Linked DNA regions of Homo sapiens: region 1 is linked to region 2. Evidence: read pairs that join two places in POLR2A ChIA-PET (ENCODE). Cell type or tissue: MCF 10A. All regions are shown on one strand. Each heading gives the region's core, and the rest is flanking DNA. Links, peaks and the distances in the headings are about the cores only.

Region 1 (8,325 bases), core at 75-8,074, 130 kb after region 2:
CTCCGCCTCCCGGGTTCACACTATTCTCCTGCCTCAGCCTCTGGAGTAACTGGGACTACAGGTGCATGCCATCACGCCCGGCTAACTTTTTGTATTTTTAATAGAGACAGGGTTTCACAGTGTTAGCCAGGATGGTCTCGATCTCCTGACCTTGTGATCCGCTGGCCTTGGCCTCCCAAAGTGCTGGGATTATAGGCATGAGTCACCGTGCCCAGCCAACACCTGTTGTATATTTCATTTGTTCATTTTTCTGTTCCTCCTTCCTAAAATATAAACTTCATAACAGCAGGGATCTATATCTATTTTGGTCACTTCTACGTCCCCTGTGTCTAGAACAGTGTTTGGTACATCCCCAAAATTAGGTGTTCAACATCCATTAGGTGCTCAACTAATATTTGTTGAATGAATAAATGAATAGACGAATGAAGTAGGTGAGTCTCAGAAAAGTTAAACAAAGCAACTTATCCAATATTATCCAGCCATCAAGTGGCACAGATGGAATTCAAACCTAGAATTGGGACAGGCTTGGAGTCAATCCATTTAACCACTAAACCATAATTGTCTCATTCATGCAACAAATATTCACTGAGATCCTAATCCCTGAAGGACACTGTTCTAGGCACTGGGGATATAGCGGGGATGAAAACAGACAAAATCCTTGCCCTTGTGGTGCTTGCTTCTTAGTATTGTCCCATATGAAAAGAGATGTAGTTTTGTAAGATTGGGATGCAAGGCCCATGTGCCAACATACCTGGTTATGTATCAGTGGCAGACATAACTAATGGATCAAGACCCTTAATCCTGCCCAGCCCAGATTCTGCTCATGATCTTTCTCAACTCAGCACTCCATGCTGACACTCAGCTGACTGGAGTTGGCACCAAAATAACCCCTGTTGGTCATGTGTGAATAGGTGTTGTCTCCTCAATAAGGGCATGAATCCCAACCCTGCACTGTGTGGCCAGAACCCCTGGGACCACAAGTGGAAGTTCCATAGCTGGCACAGGACTTGGGGTTCCTTCCCACTGGCCCCAGACAGTGTTTCCCTCGTTCCTTTCCCCAGCCCCTCTGACCAGTCCTGGGGGCATGAAGAGCACAGAGCTTAGCCAAGGTACAAACTCAAAAGCCTTGAAGGCAGCCAGGTTATGCTGATCCTGGGAGGGCAGGCTGGTTAAGGAACGGGCATAGGCTCTGGAATGGATAGTTATGGGTTCAAATCATGGGTTCTCGACTCATTCACATGACTTTGGGCAAGTCACTGCACCATTCTGAACCTTAGCTTCCTCATGTGTTAAATACGGGGATTATGCATTTACTTCAAAGGGTTGACCTGAATATTAGATGAAATAATCTATATAAGGGGCCTGCCTTAGTGTTTGGAGAGCAACAGGTACTCAACAAATGTTGGATGAGGGAACAAATGAGTACCTGAGTGACTGCATGAATGAGTGTTCTGGCAGGAAAGGTAGACACAAAAGCATACCTGGTGGGTTGTATTTTCCAAAGATAACCTGAGAAGACGTTTGAGACCATTTCAACCAGTAGAGTATGTCAGAGTGATAATTTTTTTTTTTTTTTTTTGAGAAGGAGTCTCACTCTGTTGCCCAGGCTGGAGCGCAGTGGCGTGATCTGGGCTCACTGCAAGCTCCGCCTCCCGGGTTCACGCCATTCTCCTGCCTCAGCCTCCCGAGTAGCTGGGACTACAGACGCGCGCCACCCACGCCCGGCTAAGTTTTTTGTATTTTCAGTAGAGACGGGGTTTCACCGTGTTAGCCAGGATGGTCTTGATCTCCTGACCTCGTGATCTGCCCGCCTCGGCCTCCCAGAGTGCTGGGATTACAGGCGTGAGCCACTGCGCCTGGCCCGCTCTGAGAGTAAATGAAGGCAGAGCTATGCCCATCCAGCTCCGTTCACCATTCACCACCAGCAACCACATGAGAGACCCCAAGTCAGACCACACAGGCAATCCCTTTCTGAATTCCTGACCCTCTGAAACCTTGAAAGATGATGAAATGATTCTTGTTGCTTTAAGCCACTAAATTTTGGGGCAATTACTCTTCAATAGCAGAATTTGTACAGTGTGTTTGGGAACACAGAAGAGGGATCAATCAAAAGAAATTGAACATTCAGCTGGGCACAGTGGCTCACACCTGTAATCCCAACAGGGAGGCCAGGCAGGTGGATCACGTGAGGTCAGGAGATTGAGACCAGCCTGGCCAACATGGCGAAACCATGTCTCTACTAAAAATACAAAAATTAGCTGGGCGTGGGGTGGCGTGCACCTGTAATCCCAGCTACTCAGGAAGCTGAGGCTGGAGAATCGCTTGAACTCGAAAGACAGAGGTTGCAGTGAGCCGAGATCACGCCACTGCACACCAACCTAGGTGACACAGTGAGACTCCATCTCAAAAAAAAAAAAAAAAAGGTGTTGAACATTCAATGTAAAGAAAGAAATTACACTAATACATTGAGTAGGATACCCAATAAATTGAGTTGCTGTTGAAAATAATCCTTAGACGAAGGCTTTCACATATAGCAGCTCAAAGAAAGTCTCCATTCCATGTTATCTTAGGAAACCTCTCTGGAGCTCCACTCCTCCCACTTCCTGCTCTTCCTCCCCAGCCCCTGGGTCAGGTCCTGGACTCCCATAGTTTTCAGGCTGCTAAACAACAGAACGAGCACTGGACTTGGAGCCAGAAGTCTTGGGCTCAAGCCCTGCCCTTACTGCTTACTAGCTGAATAATTCTGGGCAAATCAGTTGGACCAGTTACACCTCAGCCTTCTCATTTAGGAAATGGAGATGTCACAACTGCTAATTCATTGAATGCTCTGTATGAACTGACCACTAAACCCTTTAAATTGACCACTTCACTTAATCTGCATAACCACCCAACAAGATAAGGAATATTATTACTATTATTATTATTATTATTATTATTATTTGAGACAGGGTCTTGCTTTGTCACCCAGCCTGGAGTACAGTGGCACGATCACTGCTCACTGCAGCCTAGACCTCCTGGGCTCAAGTGATCCTCCCACCTCAGCCTCCAAGTAGCTGGGACTACAGACGTGTGCCACCACACCCAGCTAATTTTTGTATTTTTTGTAGAGATGAGGTTTTGCCATGTTGCCCAGGCTGGTCTTGAACTCCTGGGCTCAAGTGATCCTCCCGACTTGGCCTCCCAAAGTGCTGGGATTACAGGCATGAGCCACTTGTGCTGGGCCAACAGGAAATATTATCTTCATTTTCCCAATGGGGAAACTGTCCCAGAGATGTTAAGTAACTTGCCCAGAGTTATGCATCGTCTGCACGGCAGAGCTGGGATTCAACACTAGGCTGCCTTGCTCCAGAGCTTGTGCTCTTAACACTGTGCTGTCCCCGCGGGGGTGGGTGAAACTCTCAGGACAGCTTGTGAGAGTGTAGAAAAGGGCTTCTGTAAATGAAAGGAGTGCATGTGCAGAGGGGAGGAAACTTTATTTATTTATTTGAGATAGAGTCTCACTCTGTCACCCAGGCTGGAGTGCAATGGCACGATCTCGGCTCACCGCAACCTCCACCTCCCGGGTTCAAGCGATTCTCCTGCCTCAGGCTCCTGAATAGCTGGGGTTACAGGCGTGCGCCACCACACCTGGCTAATTTTGTATTTTTAGTAGAGATGGGGTTTCTCCATGTTGGTCAAGCTGGTTCCGAACTCCCGACCTCAGGTGATCCACCTGCCTCAGCCTCCCAGAGTGCTGGGATTATAGGTGTGAGCCACTGCACCCGGCCGAAAACTTTTTCTTTTTTTTGAGATATGTTCTCACTCTGGTTGTTGCCCAGGCTGGAGTGCAGTGGCGCAACCACAGCTCACTGCAGCCTCGACCTCCCGGGCTCAAGTGATCCTCCCACCTCCCACCTCAGCCTCCCAAGTAGCTGGGACTACAGGCTTGAGCCACCATACCCTGCTTTTTTTTTTTTTTTTTTTTTTTTTTTTGTAGAGACTGTGTTTGGCACATGTTTATGGTTACTTGCAACTCCCTGATAGCATCTGGCCTGTTCTGCCTTATAGCAGACATAGTTGCTCCTATTTCTGGGTCTTCCTGTTAAAGCTCCTTAAGGGCAAGCCCCACGTCTTATTCCTCTCTGCACCCTCACAGCATCCCATCCAGTGCCAAGGACTGAGTTGGGATTCAGAAAAAAAAAATATTTGAATGGAGTGGATTCCTCTATTAAGCCGAAACACTAAGACAATTATACCTGCTCATAAAAACATAATGAGAACAAGAACCTTTAAGAACACATTCTAGGCCAGGCGCAGTGGCTCATACCCGTAATCCCAGCACTTTGGGAGGCTGAGGCAGGTGGATCACCTGAGGTCAGGAGTTCGAGACCAGCCTGGCCAACATGGTGAAACCCCATCTCTACTAAAAATACAAAATATTAGCTGGGGCTGGTGGCGGATGCCTGTAATCCCAGCTACTCAGGAGGCTGAGGCTGGGGAATCACTTGAACCTGGAAGGCGGAGGTTGCAGTGAGCTGAGGTTGCGCCACTGCACTCCAGCCTACGCAACAAGAGCGAAACTCTGTCTCAAAAAATAAAAAAAAGAACACCTCTAAAAATTCTCAGCATTCCTGAAACGTTTCTAATGCCAGCTTTCTATTCTGGGTTTTAAACCCAAACCAACATGTTCTTTCTTCAGAGTTTGCAGATGTGGTCACAAAAGAAGGGGGAAAAGAGGAGAAGAGAATCTTTATAACTCATTCAGACACTCCCTGACACGTTCCTCAGGGTAAGAAGGAGGTTGTCTCTTCACCAGTGTTAGAATCTGGCTGGGGAGGAGGTGCAGATGGAGTTATTTGAAAGCAGAACTTTCTTAGGAGAAGAGGCTCTGTGGAAACTTGTTTTCACCGAGTTCTCTCATGTGTGACGTGAATCAGAAGCTCTAGGAGATGTCTGAGAGAGATTTTTACGTTATGAGGCAGCTGCTTATGAAATTAGGTCCAGAAGCTTCCTTCGAGCCAAGCTTCTTCTTATAGAAGCTGGAGAACATAAATAGTTTCCATTGCAGCAAGAAGAAAAATTCTTCAGTATGTTTATGGGTTTGTCCTTTCTTTTCCACAGTGGGTAGCAAACTTCTATAACAAGTTGGCATTGAACTAAAATAGGATTTCTCAAATTCATTTGACTAATACTAAATTCAGCTGAGAGCGCTTATTCTTCTACTCATGAGCAGTCATCTGAGACTTTTGCAAATCATCAAGCTAAGCTCTAAATGATAACCAGCAACATTTCCCATTCATCTGAGACATGGAAGTAATTATGTGTGCATAGGCAGTGTAAGGGTTAAAAGCACAGCTTTGGAGTTGGACAGACTGGGTTTGAATCCCAGCTGGAGGGCCATGGGTAAATTGTTTAATCTCTTTAAACCTCAATTTCCTCTGTTACAAATCAGGCATAGTAATATTTCTGATTCCCAGGGCTGTTGTGAAGATTATACGAGTATATACACATATGACTTACTATATTAAGTACTCAGTAAATGTTAGCTATTGTAGCCTGGGCGCGGTGGCTCACGCCTGTAATCCCAGCACTTTGGGAGGCCAAGGTGGGCAGATCACCAGGTCAGGAGATTGAGACCATCCTGGCTAACATGGTGAAACCCCGTCTCTACTAAAAACACACACACACACACACACACACACACACACACAAATTAGCTGGGCGTGGTGGCGGGCGCCTGTAATCCCAGCTACTCAGGAGGCTGAGGCAGGAGAATGGTGTGAACCTGGGAGGCGGAGCTTGCAGTGAGCCGAGATTGCGCCACTGCACTCCATGCTGGGTGACAGAGTGAGACTCTATCTCAAAAAAAAAAAAAAAAGTTAGCTATTGTAGTAGGCAGCCCCTAAAATATCTTGCAGTAATTTCTGCCTCCCTGTATTCAAATCCTTTGGGTAATCTCCCCTCCTTGAGTGTGGGGATTAGTGATTAGCGTCTAACAAATAGCATATAGCAAAAGTGATGGCATATTAGGGACCTCGAAAAGCCAAAACAATTGAAAAAGACCAAAGTTGGAAGTCTCACACTTCCTGCTTTCAAAACTTACTACAAACTGCAGTATCAAAAACAGCGGGAACTAGCATAAAGACAGACATACAGATCAATGGAACAGAGCTGCCAAGACCATTGAATGGAAAAGGATGATAACTTTTCAACAAATGGGGCTGGGAAAACTGCATGTTCACGTGCCAAAGAACGAAGTGAGGCCCTCACCTACATCATATACAAAGATTAACTTAAAAATGGGATCCCTTGAGCCCAGGAGTTCGAGGTTACAGTGAGCTATGATTGTATCGCTGCACTCCAACCTAGGCGGCAGAGTGAGACTCTGTCTCTAAAAAAATAAAAATAAAAAATTAACTCTTAAAACTGATCAAATATCTAAATGTAAGTGATAAAACCATAACGTGCAAGAAAGTATAGGACAAATGCTTCATGACAGTGGATTTGACAATCATTTCTTGGCTATGACAACCAAAAACACAGGCAACAAAAGAACAAAACAGACAAGACTTCATCAAATTTAAAAACTTTTCTAAATCAAAGGATAGTATCAACAGTTTCTCAAAAGGCAACCTAGGGAATGGGAGGACATAGTTGCAAATCATATAACTGATGAAAGATTGTCTAGGGAGAAACTCTCCTAACACTGGGTTTTTCCTCTACTCTCACACCACAATGATCAACTACACAGAAGAAAACTTCTGTGACTAAGGGAGGAGACCACCCCTCATCTTGTCTTATGCCCAATTTCTGCCTCCAATGAAAGAAGAAGTACAAACTCAAAGGCAGAAATGAAATCCACAGGCAGACAGCCCGGCGCCGAGCCCTGGGCCTGGTTAAAGATGGACCCCTGACCTAAACCAGTTATGTTATCTATAGATTACAGACATTGTATGGAAAAGCACTGTGAAAATCCCTGTCCTGCTCTGTTCCGTTCTGATTACTGGTGCATGCAGCCCCCAGTCATGTACCCCCTGCTTGCTCAATCCATCATGACCCTCTCATGCGGACCCCCTTAGAGTTGTAAGCCCTTAAGAGGGACAGGAATTGCTTACTTGGGGAGCTTGGTTGTTGGAGACGTGAGTCTGGCCGAAGCTCCCGGCCGAATAAAGCCCTTCCTTCTTTAACTCAGTGTCTGAGGGGTTTTGTCTGCGGCTTGTCCTGCTACATAACCAAACGTGTGTGCATCTCTCCCTACCACCAACCAGCAGACACCAGCCAGGTGGCCTCCAATTCAGGTCTGACACTATCTACCCAGAGACAGTGCCAGATCCCACAGGTTGAGGGTTCAGTCCCCAAGACTGCTCCCTCCTTCTCCACTCTCCCAGTCACAAGTCTGGGCCTCCAGAACTTCTGACCGACTGGCTTCAAGCTGGGGTTCCCCCAGCCTCCTCTTTGGATTCGATTAATTTGCTAGAGTGGCTCACAGAACTCAGAGAAACACTTACATTTACTGGTTTACTAAGAAAGCTATGTTAAAGGAAACAGATAACCAGCCAGATGAGGGGATACATAGGGTGAGGTCTGGAAGGGGCCCAAGCGCAGGAGCTTCTGGCCCTGTGGAGTTGGGGTGCGCCACCCTCCCAGCACCTGGACCAGTTTTTCTTCCCCTTCCTGCTGGCTTCCACGTGTTCAGCTATCTGGAAGCTCTCTTGACCTAGTCAATCTTGGGTTTTTATGGAAGCTTCATGATATTAGCATTCTTTCCCACAGGGTATAGAGTGGGACCCTCTCATCGGAGAGTCTTAAGACTCCAAGTCCTGCCTTGGGGCAGATGAAAGGAGGCAGCGGAAGGTCAGAGACCTGCCCCTGAGGCCTAATGCATCCAACATTATAACAAAAGACTCTAGCCTTCATAAACAATTGTTGGTGTTCGCAATGGGAAAGATATAATGGGAATGGACAAGGGAGCTTTTTAAAATACATTTATTTATTTATTTTTTGAGATGGAGTCTTGCTCTGTCACCCAGGCTGGAGTGCATTGGTGCAATCTCGGCTCACTGCAACCTCTGCCTCCTGGGTTCAAGTGATTCTCCTGCCTCAGTCTCCCGAGGACCTGGGATTACCGGCACCCATCACTGCACCCAGGTAATTTTTGTATTTTTAATAGAGACAGAGTTTTGCTATGTTGGCCAGGCTGGTCTCGAACTGCTGACCTCAGGTGATCCGCCTACTTTGGCCTCCCAAAGTGCTGGGATTACAGGCATGAGCCACTGCACCTGACCTGTTCTATCAGTCTTAAGATCTGTTTTAATGTTAATGCTGGTCAGCTGTGTCTGAATTCCA
Region 2 (8,302 bases), core at 1-8,000:
GGAGTGTGTTGGATGGGGAGTCTGTTCCCCCTGACTCTCCTTCCTGGCTCCCACTCCTAGGTCCCCCTGGTCCTAGGCTCACCTGTGCCATCCTCTGTGTCATAGTCATTGCCAAAGACATTCAGGGCCTCCCGTCGCCCGATCGCCACCTGGAGGTGGAGATCAGGTCAGTTCGTCCCAGATCCCAGGCACCAGCTTTAACCCCAGGGCCACTCCTCTGTCCCTTCCCTTTTGCCTTACCTGGGAGACATAAGGCATGAGGTTGTTGGGTATGCCCTGGGGATCCTCACCAATGCAGCCAGAGGCATGGGCACCTGTGGGGTTGAAATAGCGCAGCAGCACTGCGTTCCAAGTCTGTGGGATGTGGGTCAGGTGGTGAGGCCAGAGGCACAGGCAGCGTGTCCCAGCTGAACCCAGAGCCCTCCTCATGCCTATTCTGTTTTTTTGAGATGGAGTCTCACTATGGCCCAGGCTGGAGTGTAGTGGCCTGATTTGGCTCACTTCAACCTCTGCCTTCCAGGTTCAAGCAATTCTTGTGCCTCAGCCTCCCGAATAGCTGGGACCACAGGCACACACCACCATGGCCGGCTAATGTTTGTATTTTTAGTAGAGATGGGGGTTTTACCATGTTGTCCAGGCTGGTCTTGAACTCCTGACCTCAGGTGATCTGCCCACCTGGGCCTCCCAAAGTGCTGAGATTACAGGTATGAGCCACTGCGCCCGGCCAGTTGTCTATTTATTATCTTTAGAAACAAGCAGGGGATGGGGCCCTCCACTGCAACTGCCTGAGCCTTAGCTTCCTCCTTAGTGGGGGTGTTCGGAATCCCACCCCTGGGCTCAGGGTGGGCCCTGAGGAGTCCATCGATCAGTGGAGCCAGGGCACTGTCAAGGGGGCCCTCACCTTGTCTGCCTGGCACAGGTCCCGGATCATTTCCTCGATGAAGAACTTGGACTTGCCGTAAGGGTTGGTACAACCACCCGTGGGGTGGGCCTCATCAAGGGGCAGGTACTGGGGGTTCCCGTACACAGTGGCTGAGCTGCTGAACACCAGGTTCTTCACCCCGTGGGCCTTCATGATCTGGCCGTGGAGAGATGGCATCAGTGACCTCTGCCTCACACATTACTCCCACCCTGTTACTCCTCCACAGGAGAATGGGGCTGAGGTGATGAGCACTCTCATTTACAGATGGGGAAACTGAGACTGGGAGGTAAAGACATGAGTCCAGGATGATACAGCTTGGGCTCTGTGTTTGGCACTGCCTGCCAGGCTGGGGTCCAGCTGGACACCCTCCTAGTGTCTGTGCCCTGTCCCATGCCTCTCACCTCCAGAAGCTGGATGGTCCCGGTCAGGTTAACTCTGTAATAATCCAGAGGCTTCTGCACCGACTCGCCCACGGCCTTGAGCCCCGCAAAGTGGATGACCGCCATAAAGCTGTACTGCAGGGGTGACATGGCCAGAGGTTGCTCTACTGGTTTTAGTCCTTGGCAATGCCCTCAGCCTGCCTGCCTGCACTCACCTTTTTTTTTTTTTTTGACAGTCTCGCTCTGTTGTCCAGGCTGGAGTACAGTGGTGCCATCTCAGCTCACCGCAACCTCCACCTCCCAGGCTCAAGCCATCCTCCCATGCCAGCCTCCCGAGTAGCTGGGACCACAGGTATGGGCTACCATGCCCAGCTAATTTTTGTATTTTTCTGTAGAGATGGGGTTTCACTGTGTTGAGCAGGCTGGTCTTGAACACCTGGGCTCAAGTGATCTCCTCACCTCGGCCTTCCAAAGTGCTGGAATTACAGGCGTGAGCCACCGTGCCCAGCCTGCACCCACCTTTTTGAAGAGACGCTGTAGGGCTCCCTGGTCCAAAATGTCCATCTCCTCAAACTCCACAGAGCGGCCTGTCAGCTCCTGGACCCGCCGCAGGCTCTCAGGCAGGGAGCCCCCTCCTGGTAGGGTACATGTAGGCCACATCATCACGACATGGGGTGCTGTGTTCCCAGGGACTAGCCAGACACACATTCCCCGCCCGGTGGTGGAGGTGGAACCCAGGGTTTTGCTTCTGCCATCCCCTCAAGTAGCCCCAGCCCCACTGCCCCGCTCACCACGGAAGGCATTATGGAAGTTATCGATGACCACAGGCAAGTAGCCAGCCTCCAGCAGCTCCAGCACCGTGTGGCTGCCAATGTAGCCAGCCCCACCTGTTACCAGCACCTTCTCTGCCATGGCACCTGGCCCAGGATACAGAGTCTCAGAGGTGGCTGAGGCTGCCTGCTCAGAGCTTCCTTCCCACTGGAATCCTGCCCCCTAAGCTCGCTTTGGAAGGAGGCGGCAGTGTGCCCTAGGTACCAGACTGGCTCAGAAGTCAGCCCTGGGGCAAGTCTGGGTACCATCACTTTCTGGCCTTAGGCTTTGGAAATTAATTAGCCTCTTGGCCTCAGTTTCTATCTCTGTAAAACAGAGCTAATAATTGTATAAACTTCATGAGGCAGCGTGAGGGTTCAGTGAGGTGATCTTAAGGGCCCGCCACAGCAGAGCTGGGGAGACCTGACACACAGGCACCTTATTTTCTAGTTCCACTTGCCTTGGAGTTGGAAAAGATGGAATCTGAGGATCCACACTTCTTTGTCCAAGGTGACTGAGGACTGGAGAGTCCTGGGCAGAAGGAAAATGGCAGCACGATTGGGACTCCAGGGTCGCAGGAAGGGGTTCTGTCTGCTCAGACCCAGGCTTGTCCAATGCCTCCGCCTTCGCTAGGTGTAAACTGGCTCCTGGGCGCAGTGACTAATACCTCCTGCTCTAGGCGGCCCCCACCCCCTTTCCCTCAAGGGTCAGCTGGGAGGAAGCAGGAAATAGATCACATGGCCTCAAGGGTGAGGTCCTTTGCCAGGCAGGCTGAGGCCAGCTCAGGGGCAACCACACCGTGGTTGGTCCTGGAGGGGGCCCCACCCCAACCCCCGCTCAGCCTCTGCCCATGCCAGGGCCAGCCCGGTCACTCCTGGCTCAGAGTTAGGAATCCCGCCCAACTTAGGCTACTCTGGGTGGGCCGTGTAGACGTGGACTTGGCCAGGTGCGCACCTCCACCCTGAACAAACTCTGCGGGTAGTACGGGGAGGAAGCCCCAGACACTGAGGCCTTTCATTCCCAGCGACCGGGCCCGCTGCCGCCTTCCTCCACGCTGCCTCTATCCCCTTCTGGGCTCACGCAGCTCCAACCCACTTGACCAAGAGCCCTCTGCGTGCCAGGCTCCGTACCAGGCACTTTTGCATGATTTTCCTGAATTCCCCCAGCATCTCGGTGAGACAGGTGTTATCACTGGCACTTTACAGATACAGATACTAGGGCCAGAGAGGTGAAACAGTTGCCCTTCGGTCCCACAGCTGGCGACAGCGGGCTGGAATCTGGATCGCCAGGCTCGCAGCCCGGCCCTCTCCCCAGGCGGCTCGCCCTTCCCCCACCGCTGCCCGCTGGACTCTGCCCGCCGCGCCGAAGCCGCCCCCGCCCCCGCCCCGCGCCTGGCGCGGACCCCGAAAGTGGTCGCAGAGAGGCCCTGGGAAGCACGAAAGCTGGTCTGAGGCCGGCTGCGCCCCCGACAGCGGAGTGACCTTGCTCAGCCGTCGCCCACTCGGTTTTCCCAGTCTGTCTGTTGGAGGGAAGGGGAGCTAGGCCGTGGGCATACGAGGGCGGCTGGGTCTCAGGCTGGGCTTTGGGCTGTAGCGCGGAGCGGGGCCGAGCTAGGAGTCCTCAGGCCGGCAATGAATGAACCCCGGCCGCCCCAGCCCGGGCAGCGGGGAACTGGGACAAAGGGGGCGGGCCTGCCCTGGAGGGACGCTGCCAGGAACACGACCCGCCCCTCGGAAACTCCCTCGCTCCCCGCGGACTCCCCGGCCCCTCGCGAGCCCACCCGGCCCTTCATTCCGTCTCCCGAACCTGCTCGGGTTCCCGCGCCCCACGCTTGCTGCAGAGGCACCGCCTCCTACGCCCGAGCCGCGGGCCCTTTAAGTGCTGACGGCCCACTCCGGCCCCGACCCCGCCCCTCCACGCCCCCAAGGAAACATGTCACTCGGGTTACGGCCACTACGGGGAGGGCGGGAGGACAAAAGGCCTCCGCGCTGTGACGAAGACTGCGCAGCGCGCGCCCGCGGAAGGCGGAAGTGGGCGGTGCCACCCCGCGAGAGGCGCCGCCGGCGCCAGGTCCCAGTAGCGGGTGGGTCCTTGCCGGTGCCCCGGGTCCCCGCGCTAGCTCGTCCCAACCCCTGGAAGAGGGCTGCGCTTCCGAGGGGGCAGGGGGCAGAGGGTAGGGGGCCCACGCCTCCGCCCCACTCTGACCCGCAGGTTTTCAGACTTGCCGGTGTGTGCCAAACCATGAATTCAAAATCTTGAACTACCCGATCCCACGGGACTAAGGCAGGAGGGGGTCGCAGGGGGCCTGGTGCTGGAAGTCCAGTTTGCAAATAAACCAAGGAGCTGGAGGAAGCTGTCAGGCCACACTAGCGGTTCCAGCGCTCTTGGCTCTCAGCCCCCACCTGCCGGGAAGGGTCGGTCTGCACTCTGCCTTCCACGACGGCAGGTTAGAAAATGATTGTTTGTTTACAATGAAAAGTAGTAGAGCTAGAGAATAATATGCACAAAATGTGACATCCTGCGTGATGAAACCAGAGCAAAGGAGCCCTAAATGCAGGAGCGCACAGGTGTCCGCGCAGCCGGGAATCAGCCAGCGCCTGCCCGCAGAGTCCAGGGAACCGACAGGTGAGCGCTCCCGGGCCCGGGAGCGCCAGGGAGAGGCCGGGCCACCGAGGCCCAAAGCAGCAAGTGTGTCCTCAGGGGAGCTTGTGCAATAGCCCCAGTCACAGAGGCAAAGCTCAGAAACAACCCCGTCGGGTGTTCTGGCCAGCAACTGCCGCAAGCAGCCTCCTGAGTAAGCCCAAAACCACTGATTTCCAGTCACTATGGATTTGGGGCTCAGGTGGGGAAACAGGGAGGAAATCCAAAGATTAATAAACTAGTTCATAGTCTCCATTTTCCTCTCAGAGTGCAACATGGTAAAGTATTTTACTCCCCCACGCGCATGTATACACACAGCTGCACAACCGAATGCTGGAATTATGATGTGCCATTCAACCTTTAATTACATAAGCTGTTTTCAAAAATCACATTCAGCGTGGAGATTTTCCAGAGATGCTGGAGTTGGCAGACGGCCACCACGTAGCTCTCCACTTTCCACAAATGGCCTCTGCCAGCTTGGGAAGAACCTCCATGACCTGTGTCCTGAGAAGTCAGAGAGCAAGGGCCCCACGGCCATGGCAGGGTGGAGCCGTGTAGAGGGTGGCCAGGTGGCCAGCTCGCGGATTCCATCCAGAGAGGAGACTCAAGGATCATGCTAAGTAGGGAACGGGGTTCCCACACGTCCTCAGGCATTCAACTCCTGGGCCAGGGTCCGTAACAAAGGGAGACTTCAGCCCTCAAAGCCTCTCACTCCTCAGGTCTGGGCAGGAGGTCCTTCTGCCAAGCAGCTCCTCCTGCCCTTCGCCTGCTTTCTGCCAGGAGAGACCTCTGTGTAGAGCTGGCTATGAGGTACCTGCACCATTTAACCTATTCTCATTTCCATGTCCCCATCCATGAATCATCTGTGTGTGCCCCTATTTCCACATCATCCCCAGGGCTTCAGGTGGGCAAGGGGCTCAGAGTTTACAGGTAGCCTGAGCCACTTTGGAGCTAGTTTTTCTGTTCAGGGCTTGACAGATAAAGTTTCCAGCTTCCAGAAGCTTCTGGAGATTCACACCCTTTGAGAAACAAGTTAGAGGATGCGGTAAGTCATGGTATGCCCTCAACACCAGGGAAAACATCAGCATGGACAGACAACTGTGATACTGAAAAGTAAAGGTGAAGATAAACAGGCTTTTTCCTTGACAGCGGGGCACCAGCTGCCTGTGAGCTCCTGTCTGTCTGGCACCTGGGTTATTCCTCTGACTCCCCCTCATGTAAGATGCCCAATCTCTGTCATGGTTTGTAGTGCCACTACCAGGGCACAGATCTTATCAGTCTTGTTCAGTACTCCCTCTTCAGGGCCCAGCACAGGGCCTGGCCCACAGAGGTAAAAAACTGATATTCAAGTGACAATTGTGAGGCAGAGAGGGAGGGATAAAAACACCAACTGAAAGGGCCAGACAGAAACCCTCTGTTCATACAGTAGCTCATATTTGCTGAAGTGCACTCTGTGCTCAGCTCTGTGATAAGCATTCTACATAACTTTTCTTTCTTTTTTTTTTTGGAGACAGAGTTTGCTCTTGTCGCCCAGGCTGGAGTGCAATGGCACGCTCTCAGCTCACTGCAACCTCTGCCTCCCGGGTTCAAGTGATTCTCCTGCCTCAGCCTCCCGAGTAGCTGGGGTTACAGGTGTGTGCCACCACACCCAGCTAATTTTTCTTTTCTTTTTTTTGAGAGGGAGTCTCACTGTGTCGCCAGGCTGGAGTACAGTGGCGTGATCTTGGCTCACTGCAACCTCTGACTCCTGGGTTCAAGCAATTCTCCTGCCTCAGTCTCCCGAGTAGCTGGGATTACAGGTGCGTGCCACCACACCCAGCTAATTTTTGTATTTTTAGTAGAGATGGGGTTTCACCATGTCGGCCAAGCTGGTCTCGAACTCCTGACCTCAGGTGATCTGCCCACCCTGGCCTCCCAAAGTGCTGGGATTACGGGCGTGAGCCACCGTGCCCAGCAATTTTTCTATTGTTAGTGGAGACAGTGTTTCACCATATTGGCCAGGCTGGTCTCAAACTCTTGACCTCAGGTGATCCACCCGCCTTGGCTTCCCAAAGTGCTGGGATTACAGGCGTGCGCCTGGCCCTCTACGTACGTTTTCTTACTTAATCCTCACAATGGCTCCATGAGATGGATGGCATTATTATTCCCATTTCTTAGGTTCAGAGAGATGAAATAATTTGTCTGAGGTCTCATAGCCTGGGAGTGGCAGGAGTAGGCTTTAAACCCAGTTCCATCTGATCTTTAAGCACAGATGCTATTCTGCTTCCGTCCCGCCACTGAGGGCCCTGGTGGACTCTGGCGGATCCCTGGTGAGCTGTCTAACGCTACTGTCCTCATTTTACAGAGAACAAAACAAAGCCAAGAGAGAACTGACTCATTTCAGGTCATGAACCTGACCCTTCCCAGGGCCCCTTCCATGTTCCTGGTGTCTCCTAGGACTGAACTGTCAAAGTCACCCTGACACTCCAGCCTTCTTATGCCCATGCGTGTGGCCTCACTCAACCCTACTCTCACAAACATTAAAATATTAGATCAAATATCCATAATCCCCAACACCCTTCCCCTCTTTTGTTTTGTTTTGAAGAGATAGGGTCTTGCTGTTTCACCCAGGCTGGAGTACACTGGCAGGATCATAGCTCACTGCAGCCTCAAACTCCTGGGCTCAAGTGACCCTCCTGCCTCAGCCTCCCAAAGTGCTGAGATTACAGGCATGAGCCACTGCGCCTGGCTAACCCTTTCCCTCTTTACTCCTCAGCACCTTAACAACCCCAAATACCCCCATCCACTTTTGTTCTCAGCTTCAGGCCCCCTGGTCAGTTCGGGGCTGTCGCCACCAGGGGGTGGGTGGGCTTACCGTGTGAATGCCCAAGCCCTCTAGCATGTAGACCAGGTCTTCTGTGGCCAAGTTTCCTGATGCCCCCTGTGCGTAGGGACAGCCTCCAAGTCCTGCCACAGAAGAGTCCACGACACTCACTCCCATCTAGAAACATAAGGATGGTGAAACACAGTTGTTGCTGGGGACAAGAGGCCACAGAGATGAGCCTTGCAAACCTCCCAATCGTCTGTTGCCTGAAATTCTAGAGTCATTCTTTGCTTTGGCTTATGATTCTGTTGACATGACAATCCCACAGAAAGAGACAGTGCTTCTCCTTTTAGTTTCTGTTAAACTGTTTCCTCTGCCAGCAGTATCTTTCCTTTCATGGTGAACTCTCATTCTTTAGGTTCCAGTCTGAAAGCCACCTGCTCAGGGAGACCTTTTCTGATCACCAGCCTAACCCCCTCCCACTGCTGAGATTTCAGACCCCTGTTGTTTACTGTGATTCATTTATTACCCCCCCCCCACTTACCCCCCACCACCTCCAGGCTACTCTCACTCAGTCAGGGCCTTGCCACACGAGGGCCACATCCCATCTTCCCAGGTCAGTCACCTCCCACTATCCCAAATGACTATTTCACTTTCTCCTCTCTTCTTAAACCTCTATCACCCCCTTCCCCATCCTCATTCTCATCTGCTGCTTTATGGAAATGGATGCAATCAAGAGATGTCTCC

What was found. Peaks named below come from ENCODE experiments on the same cell type or tissue, not always from the same donor. Only the 100,000 strongest peaks of a DNase experiment are listed, where the experiment ranks them.
Region 1: POLR2A ChIA-PET joins it to region 2 with 10 read pairs; 7 of 35 experiments call an interaction of 5 or more read pairs at or near these places.

Annotation. Positions count from the first base shown.
Region 1 is chr1:23,926,443-23,934,767 of GRCh38, forward strand. It overlaps MIR378F (microRNA 378f), which reads left to right and starts at 2,628; the gene lies at 2,628-2,705. In MCF 10A, for the core only: no CTCF peak of the experiment used is centred there; no DNase peak of the experiment used is centred there.
Region 2 is chr1:23,796,794-23,805,095 of GRCh38, forward strand. GALE (UDP-galactose-4-epimerase) reads right to left here and starts at 3,961. Exons shown (of 12, transcript NM_001008216.2): 1 at 3,919-3,961; 2 at 2,573-2,643; 3 at 2,094-2,219; 4 at 1,822-1,937; 5 at 1,324-1,437; 6 at 902-1,078; 7 at 241-354; 8 at 83-149. The coding sequence starts at 2,214. It overlaps HMGCL (3-hydroxy-3-methylglutaryl-CoA lyase), which reads right to left. Exons shown (of 9, transcript NM_000191.3): 8 at 7,607-7,732; 9 at 5,092-5,771. The coding sequence ends at 5,670. RefSeq lists silencers at 3,372-3,471, 3,522-4,001, 4,162-4,371. In MCF 10A, for the core only: no CTCF peak of the experiment used is centred there; DNase peaks (open chromatin) are centred at 2,828 and 4,048.